Linked DNA regions of Homo sapiens: region 2 is linked to region 1. Evidence: chromatin contacts called from ENCODE Hi-C or POLR2A ChIA-PET data. All regions are on one chromosome and are shown on one strand. Each heading gives the region's core, a stretch centred on a gene start or an enhancer-like site at or near the end of the contact. The rest is flanking DNA. Distances are from core to core; before and after follow the strand shown.

The links. Hi-C counts contacts between places; a loop is a spot of excess contacts on that map. ChIA-PET counts read pairs that join two places held with the same protein, here RNA polymerase II (POLR2A). Pooled maps may share reads with other maps.
Region 2: a loop to region 1 is called in a pooled map, with 5 times the contacts of the local background. The contact joins two enhancer-like sites. A Hi-C loop is called at or near these places in 1 of 37 single-sample maps with no recorded cell type and 2 of 50 pooled maps. POLR2A ChIA-PET finds 5 or more read pairs at or near these places in 2 of 52 experiments (H1 and activated CD8-positive, alpha-beta memory T cell).

What each region holds. Positions count from the first base shown.
Region 1 is chr3:72,753,810-72,758,504 of GRCh38, reverse strand. All of the region lies in intron 10 of SHQ1 (SHQ1, H/ACA ribonucleoprotein assembly factor), which reads left to right. Among named protein-coding and RNA genes, the nearest start is that of SHQ1, 92 kb to the left of the region's middle. Within about 2 kb of position 1,389, at least 3 of the 41 ENCODE cell types and tissues checked have a DNase peak (open chromatin) inside an H3K27ac peak, as active enhancers do.
Region 2 is chr3:71,420,357-71,424,605 of GRCh38, reverse strand. The region is part of intron 3 of FOXP1 (forkhead box P1); the gene reads left to right. Among named protein-coding and RNA genes, the nearest start is that of MIR1284, 120 kb to the left of the region's middle. RefSeq lists an enhancer at 2,557-2,606. Within about 2 kb of position 1,370, at least 8 of the 41 ENCODE cell types and tissues checked have a DNase peak (open chromatin) inside an H3K27ac peak, as active enhancers do.

The DNA.
Region 1 (4,695 bases), core at 140-2,639:
TTTTTGGTGGTTTGTTATGGCAGCCTTAGGAAACTAATACAGGGAGTTTTCAGAAAATGATTCTGCTGATCCATGGACTAGATGATGTTTCTCAGAGCCTATGCCCACGAAATGGCATAAAAACCAGTTGAAATTTGTATGAGAAGTTGTGTTATTGGCCCAAACTAGATATGGTTTAAATAACTCTTTAGCTTGCAGCCTTCCTTGTGTTAAGTTAGTCGTTTCTTGTTCTTAGAGATTGAATGTTTTTGTTAATGGCTGCGCTGGAAGTGCTTCTCACTGTTATAGAATAAGAAGAGACAGCTTCAGGTTCCTCTGTGCATCCATTGGTATTTGTTTTTCTTGGCGGCTCTCAGATTCAAGATAGGAATTTCACCAGCAACTTCTACTTAAAGCCAGTGCATTACCTTTAGATCAGGCTACATACATGTGTTTTGGGCCAAGGAACCTAAAGTATGGAACTGGTTCTTTTCAATAGAGAGGAATTATGATATGTCATTATCATAAAAGCCCTTTTAAAAAAATTTAACTTTTAAGTTCAGGGACACGTGCAGGTTTGTTATATAGGTAAACTTGTGTCATGGGAGTTTGATGTACAGATTATTTTCACCACCCAGGTATTAAGCCTAGTACTTATTAGTTGTTTTTCCTGATCATCTCCCTCTACCTATCCTCCACCCTCTGATAGGCCCTGGTGTGTGTTGTTCCCCTCTATGTGTCCATGTGTTCTTATCATTTAGCTCCCACTTACAAGTGACAACATGCGGTAATTGGTTTTCTGTTCCTGCATTAGTTTGCTAAGGAAAATGGCCTCCAGCTCCATCCATGTTGCTACAAAGGACATGATCCTGTTCCTTTTATGGCTGCATGGTATTCCATGGTGTATATGTACCACATTTTCTTTATCCAGTCTACCATTGATGTGCAGTAAATGCCCTTCAGAAAGTTGAAGCCGGGCTCAGTGGCACGTACCCGTAGTTCCACCTACTTGGGAAGCTGAGGCAGGAGGGCTGCTGAGGCCAGTAGTTCAACATTGTATTGTGGTATTACTGCTCCTTTGACTACTGGTCTCCAGCCTGGGCAATGCAGTGAGACCCCATCTTTCAAAAAAAAAAAAAAAAAAGGAAAGAGAAGAAATTTGATCTACTGTTTGGTCCCAGATAGAACCTGAGATTGTGTGTTTTGTATGCTATGAAATTAAAAGGCCGAGTTAGCCAGTAAGCATCCAGTTTGAACTGTCTGGAATTGCCTCACTGGAGTCTTGTCCTCTGTGATCAATTGTGGGCTCTAGTCTCAGTATGTCATGCCTGGCAGGCTTCTAGGTTTGGGCAGAGGAAATGAAACCTAGTCGGTTACTCTGAGATTTATAGTAGACCTGCTATTGCAGGAAGTGGTGAAAAGTTGATTGATAGTTTGAGACAAAACTCTACAGCAAAAAAACAGGATGTATGCTTTCCATTTATACCCAGTTCCCCCTGCCCCTACATTTCAGGCTCCTTTTGCATTTTGTTTTGGTTGCTTCATAAGGCTGCGGAGGCTTTCCCCCTCCTACAGTCACCAAATGTAAAATAATTGAGGAAATTTTGTATCAGCTTAGCCATAGTAAAGGCAAGTACTTTCTGCTGTTGCAATTACTCTTTCGTGGTAGTTACATGTAGCATAACTTGTCTGCAGTCTTTAAAGAGAAATTCTCCAAATAGGATATTATTTCACATATGCAGAAAGAATGAAAGGTCTTTTTTAAGTTACATTGTAGGATTACATTTCCAGTAACTTTCTAAGAAAAATCTATTTTGAGTGTGGTTTTATTAAAATATGACAGCAGTGGTATCCAATTGTCTCTTTTAAATGCAGCGTCTCTTCATTCTATAATAAATATATTCTTAACAGGTAGGTGATCCTCACTTAGATATAAAACATGTAACTAGCCAGGCATGGTGGCTTACTCCTGTAATCCCCAGCACTTTGAGAGACCAAGGTGGGTGGATCACTGTGAGGTCAGGAGTTTGAGACCAGCCTGGCCAACATGGCAAAACCCCATCTCTACTAAAAATAACAAAAATTAGCCGGGCGTGGTGGCGCATGCCTGTAATCCCAGCTACTCGGGAGGCTGATGCAGGAGAATCACTTGAACCAGGGAGGTGGAGGTTGCAGTGAGCTGAGATCGCTCCACTGCACTCCACACTCCAGACTGGAAGGCAGAGTGAGAGTCTGTCTCAAGAAAAACCTAACCAGACAAACAAAAAACATATACTATAACTAGTAACTCAGCCTATGTGTTTGTTGAGAGTATCAAAATGTACCATGCCCAGGGCTGCCGCTCATGCCTGTAATCACAGAACTCTGGGAAAGCCAAGGTGGGAGGATCACTTGAGCCCAGGAGTTGGAGACCAGCCTGGGCAACATAGGGAGAACCTGTCTTTACAAAAAATATAAAAATTAGCTGGGTGTGGTGGCATGTGCCTGTAGTCCCAGCTACTCAGGAGGCTGAGGTGGGAGGATCACTTTTGCCCAGGAGGTCAAAGCTACAGGGAGCGCTGATTGCACCACTGCACTCCAGAGCCCAGGCAATAAAGCGAGAACCTGTCTCTAAATAAAGAAATAAATAGTACCTGATGTTTGTAAGAGTGGTTATCTAATAATGCCATTTGACCAAGCTTTTGGACATGAACTAGCCTAGTCAGTTTTGAGTACGACAGAGAAAAACTACTACCTACCTTAAGTGAGCTGCTTTCTGAAAAGGTAAGTCTGTTACAAAAGTAGATTGTGTAATTGACAAGGAGTGGCAGATTAGAACCAACTCTAATTGTACTAGTGGTTGAAAAAAACAAAACAGCTACTCTTTCATGGCTTAATTTTTTTTCCCTACAGGAATAATTTCCCTTTTTGTGAACAGTGATTGCTAGGTTATCTGTGCTAAGTAATTGAATAAAAACAAACCCAACTTTAATTCCTCAGACTACTGGGGCACATTCTACACCAATGCTATTTTGAAATTTTAATCAGTTTTTATCCTAGCATTCTTTAAGAATGGGAGAGAGTTCAGAATGTTTCTTTTATTAAAGTTTCTTTCAGAACTTTAGTATTAATTTAGGAAGCTAGCCAGCTTGAGGTATTAAAGGTGGGATAATAAAATAGAAATGAAGCTTGGCAAAGGATCAAAAATCAATTTATCTGTCTATCTATCTATCATCCATCCATCTATCCATCCATCCATCCATCCATCCATCTATCCATCTATCCATCCATCCATCCATCCATCAACTTATTGTATAACCTGGTAATTTTAAACATAATATAATGCCGAAAGTGAAAAACTTTTTCCTGAAGGATAAAAGTTCGCATCAGCTGGTTACAGGCAGGAGTTCCTGTTTGGGCCCCTGGACTCAGCTTCACCACTTTTCTGCCTGTTACACTTGTTACTTTCAGTCCCCCTGTGTGTGGGGTATGCTTTCTGAGAAGAGCCAGGATTCTAGGGGAGGAGCTTTGGAATTCCACATTTCTACTGTTATAAAAGACAGGACACAATATCTGTATAGTAGACAATAACAAAGATCCAAATAATATCAACTTGAGAATTGGCATGTTTAATATATTCAGCAATATTCACAAAAATGATTCAAATTTTACCCTTGTTTTCTAAACCTCCATAGATGATGCTTATATGTATACTTCATTTAACATTGTTAAGCTAAATATATTAGTCACAGTTCCTTTGGAGGATTCTGGGCTTTGTGCAAGTCAGAACTTGCTCAGTTGGAAGATGCTGAGTGGAGCTCAAGTTAGGAAGAAGTAAAGAATGTGGCCTTAAGAAAGGACACTTTGGCCAGGTGCAGTGGCTCATGCCTGTAATCCCAGCACTTTGGAAGGCCTAGGCGGGCAGATCACCTGAGGTCGGGAGTTCAAGACCAGCCTGACCAACATGGAAAAACCCTGTCTCTACTAAAAATATAAAATTAGTCGGGCATGGTGGCTCATGTCTGTAATTCCAGCTACTCGGGAGGCGGAGGCAGGAGAATCTCTTGAACCCAGGAAGTGAAGGTTGTGGTGAGCCGAGATCGTGCTGTTGCACTCCAGCCTGGGCAACGAGAGTGAAAATCCATCTCAAAAAAAAAAAAAAGAAGAAGAAAAAGAAGAGAAGAACACTTTGCAGAGCCTGTATATTCATGGGAGGCCCTTTGGTGGAACGGGAAGAGGGCTGGAGTTTTGAGGCTTGGGTTTCCAGTCGTGACCGCCCCTTGTTGGCTGAGTGAACCTCAGCGGCTCTCCTACCCCTGCAAGCTCTAGTTCCCTCATCTGTAATGTAGGGATAACAATGGCACTGATTCACAAGGTGGTTAATGGAGCAAGTGCAGTGATGTTAGTGGAGCATCATCCTTTGTATATTGTTGAGAAGTATTTGTCATGACAATTAAAATGAGATATATAGTCAGTAAAGTAAAAGCTTTTATTTTATATTTTTTATTTCTAGTATTAGAGTTAGAGGCAGTATCCACTTTCCCAAATTTATTACTCTTTATTTCTTAAGTTGTGTGTCACTACCCAGAGAGAACTCCCCTTCATGGAGAAACAGAGTGGTGTACTAGTTCTTTGACTGAACTTTGCAGCAGCTCAGACTGAATCCTTTACCACTGGTAGTCAAGGTTTCAAAATATATGGTGGACATTATCTACAACTGTCTTGGGTATAAATGCA
Region 2 (4,249 bases), core at 121-2,620, 1.3 Mb after region 1:
GATTAATACACCTCTGGAAGTTAGCTGCATTTTATGATTCTTAGGCATGGTGGTCCCCAGTGTTCTTACAGAACCACCTAATTTCCATGGTGTGGTGTGGTGGAAATATCACAAATTTAGAGTCAGGAGAACCAGACATGGAATCCTCTTTACCTGGCTGTGGGCACTGGGCAAAGCACTTGTTTCCTCATTGGTAACATTGCAAGGTTATGGTGGGGATTACAAATGAGATAGGGAAGGCGCCCTACCCAGTGCTTGCAACATCGCCAGAGCTTGCAAAAGATGGACATTATCCTAATTATGACTTGAAAGCCCAAATTGGGATTTATGATCTTCCCTGTTTGACTGCAGAGGAGGTGATGCCTCTGTTTGCCTGGTCGCCAAAATCATTGTCCCTTCCTTCTTGCTGCTGGTGAGACTATGGTTAAAGGACCATCCTTCAGCGCAGTTCTTTGTTACTTATTGAAAAAGGTTGGCATTCTGGCAGAAATGTTAGCATTAGAAATGTTTCTAAGCCAGGCCTGACAGCTTGGGCCTATAATCCAGCGACTTGGGAGGCTGAGGCGGGAAGACCACTTGAAGCCAAGAATTCCAGATAAACCTGGGCAGCATAAGGAGACCTTGTCTCTAAAAAATAAATATGTACATAAAATAAGTAAGAAATAAAAATAGAAATATATTTCTGCTGGTGCATCTTTATGGACTTGCGGGTATATTTAGGGCCATTCATGAAATCATGTGACCTAAGACAAGCTGATTAAATACAACTGAAGATGTCTCAGGCTCAGCTAGATCACACATAGAATGGGCGGGGCGGCGGGGGAGCATAATAGCACTTCCCTGCCAGGGTTGCTGAAGGGCTCAGTGAGGTGGGAGATACAGTGTGCCTGGGATGCAGATAACGTGACTGAGAAATCCACACAGGCCAGCCTGGGAGGCCCCTGTGTTGGCCCCATGGCCAGCTACCTCTCTAATTCTGGTTCTATGGCCTATGATTCTTTGTCAGGTCTGCTTTGTACCCCTGGTAGAACCATGTCTGAGCATGCCAGCCAGCAGGGGGATGCTCTTTGTGTGAGGAGAAGCTGGTCTAATCCCGGATATCCTATAAAGTTGAGCAGTTTGCGAGGGGAGACAGAGGACACGCCTTTAGGACTAATGTGTTTTTCCTTGGCAGAAGTCCAAGGTGAACCTCTGTCTTTGCCAAAGGAACACCGCTTCAGGGCCTGTGACTAGGATGTTCTGAGTGGCTGGGTTGGTCTTGGGAGTGGGAGCCTGGAGCCTTCTCACTTTGGATGCACGCTTGGTCTTGCTCTGCGATGCGCTTGGCAAGTTGCCACAATTCTTATGTCTCTCTCTGCTTCCTCATCTGTGAAATGGGCTTAATAGCACCTAGGGAAGGAAGAACTTGTAGGTGCTGTGTGGATTCATAAATTCACCCTCAGTGAGAGCTTTGAAGATGTGAAATTGTCTCTGGGGACTTGGAGGTGTTCTAAACCTGTTGAACCAGAGACATTGGCATCTTACTGGGTTGCCTGTAGCAGCTGGAGAGTTGGAGGCCTCAGATATTGGGCTGGGTGTTGGGCTTCAGGCAGCTCTTTCCTGGCTCCTGAATGAGTTTTAGTTTTCTCCAAGGAAATCTTGACTTGTCTTAGCTTACACATGGGGGTTTGTATTGGAGTTTTGGTTTGTGTTTTCTCCATATGAAAGAAGGGGTGTGTGAGTGTGTGTGTGTGTGCGCGCTTGTGTGTGTGTGTACCCAGAAATGGTAGGTAACTCTTACTGAGATGAAAGAATTTCAAGGCTTACACAGCCAAGAGAGAGGGCATTCACCCCTTTTTTTCTTCCATTGGTTAAGTTTGTCCCCTAGATCCTTCTCTGAAGTGTGGGAGCTGTACAGCACTACCAGTGAGTTCCTTCTCTGTTTAATTGGAAGGACTTGTTGCAGCTTGGGCGATTATTCTTTTTGGCTTTCTTTTCGATTATTTCCCCACACTTCAGATTCATTTGAAACAAGTTTTCAGCCTTGTTCAGGTGGAAACCTGTTTTCAGTTGTGGGCTCTCCTGACCTCACTGGAAGGGTGAGAAGAGAGGTGAGGACGTGGGGGAGGGACCCCATGCCCTCACTGCTCAAAGTGTGGTCCTCAAACGAGCAGCCGCGGCATCACCTGAGTTCTTATTAGAAATGCAGGGTCTCAGGCCCCACCCCAGACCGACTGAATCAGTCTTTTGCCAAGATGGCCAGGTGATTCACGTGCATTTAGGTTTAAGGAGCACTAGAACATTTTGGATTGTATGTAGTTTTTCTAATAGGAGTGAAAAGGGGGAGGGTTGTTGGTTGAGAAGTTCGTGTTTATGCTGATGCTGTTGCATGCTTCTCTCTTCTGAAGTGCCTGCATTATCACTCCCCTTGACTTCTAACTTCCTTACGTGTTGTCCTTGACTTGTGTTAGAAAGCTGTGAAGTGTGACTGAAACTAGCGGGTGAGTTAATGTTTCCTGTTCCACATCACACCATTAAGATGTCGCAGTGCTTGAAAGTAAAAGATGTTCAGCATCCCAATTGCGGGGTGACTGCAGACTGTCTTAAAAAGTTGGGCTGGGTTGTTTGAAAATTTCAAAAGGAAGCATCTCCTAAAATGATAAAATAGGAAACCAAGGCCACGTCAAGAGGGGATCAAATTATGACTTGCCTTCTGAGCTTTTCACATGGAGGTGCTCCATCAGCAGTTCAGAGGCAGCTGGGAGGCTAATCATAGGAGGGCCAACACTGGTCTGTTTTTGTTTAAGAGAATTATGGTAGGTGGTGATGGTTTTAAGAGTAAGTCAGCCATTCTGAGAGAAGGTTTGGGCAGTGGCTTGGTGACATCATCCCACTTGGATGAAAGAAGAGTCAAGCCAGCCTTTCTTTGGTCAGGAGGTCCTGAGACCAGCGGCCCCTCTGTTTCTAGTGTGAACCATTCACTACGCAGGTGTCTCTGTCCTGAGTCGGCTGGGTTCTGATGTTTGCATATTGTGGTTATCCTAAAATAGGATGCCCTGCCATTTATTGTCCTACGCTGGGGAGATGGCCCTCACACAATTTATGCTTCTTTGAAAAAAATGTCAAATTATATAAATTCAAGATTATTTAGGAAACACAAGCGATTTTGGTGTTCTTATTGAATAAAAAGATAACTAGATTGTTCTAGCACAGAAAAAATATTGAAACCATGTGCAACTTTATTCTTTTTTTCTGAAATTACGAACAGGGCATACATTTACCTGAGGGTAGAGGATGACATCGCCTAGCTAAATTCACCTTTAATGTGTTTAATTTTTTTTATCCTGATGTCAGAATCAAGGAAAATGATATTTATTCACTTTCCCCTGTAGTTTCTTTCTTGCTTTGCGCATTCTTACTTGGTTTTTCCCAAAGAATTTGTCGCTCAGGTCTCTGCTTCAGGAAACACCTAACTCTGGGAATGATGGTGACAGATTTTGCTTTGCTGTGTCTGTCCCTTGCAGTCCAGTAGCATCCTTGGGGACATGGGCATTTCTAGTCTCATCTCAACGCTATCCTAGGGTGAGGCTTTGTGGCGTTCTGACATTATAGAGCTTGAGAGGAATGTAAAAAAACTTGTAGTCCGTGATTTCATTCACTGGGCATAGGGCTCACCAGACATGGGTTAAGACAGGAGGTAGAACTCACATGGTAGCCTGGGCAACATAGCAAGACTCTGTCTCTACCAAAAAATTAGCCGGGCATGGTGGCAGGTACATGTAGTCCTAGGTACTAAGGAGGCTTAGGTGAGAGAATTGCTTGAGCCCAGGAGTTCAAGGCTACAGTGAGCCTTGATTGCTTCATTGCATTGCGGCCTGGGTGACAGAGTGAGACCCTGTCTCAAAAAAAAAAAGAAAAAAAAGGATAGAAACTCAGATGCTTAAGGTCAGGCAGGAAAAGCGACTTTATTCATAATCCTTTTGCTTGCTTTGCTGATCCACTTGGGCAGGGTCTGGTTGTTTTACATACATATATGTAGAATGTGTGACTATGTTTGTGTATATGTTTATAGGTGCGTGTATCTGTATGTGTTTATGTGTATGCATAGAATTTTTTTCACCATTTTAAGGAGTCCCATGATAGGAACATTTGGGATGCACAGACTTCATCTTCTACACAGCTGAGGACACTGATGCTCAGAGAGGTGAAGTGGCCCCTGTAGCATCCTGATGGAATTAGAAATCATGCCACCTTCCTGCTACTTGCCCTA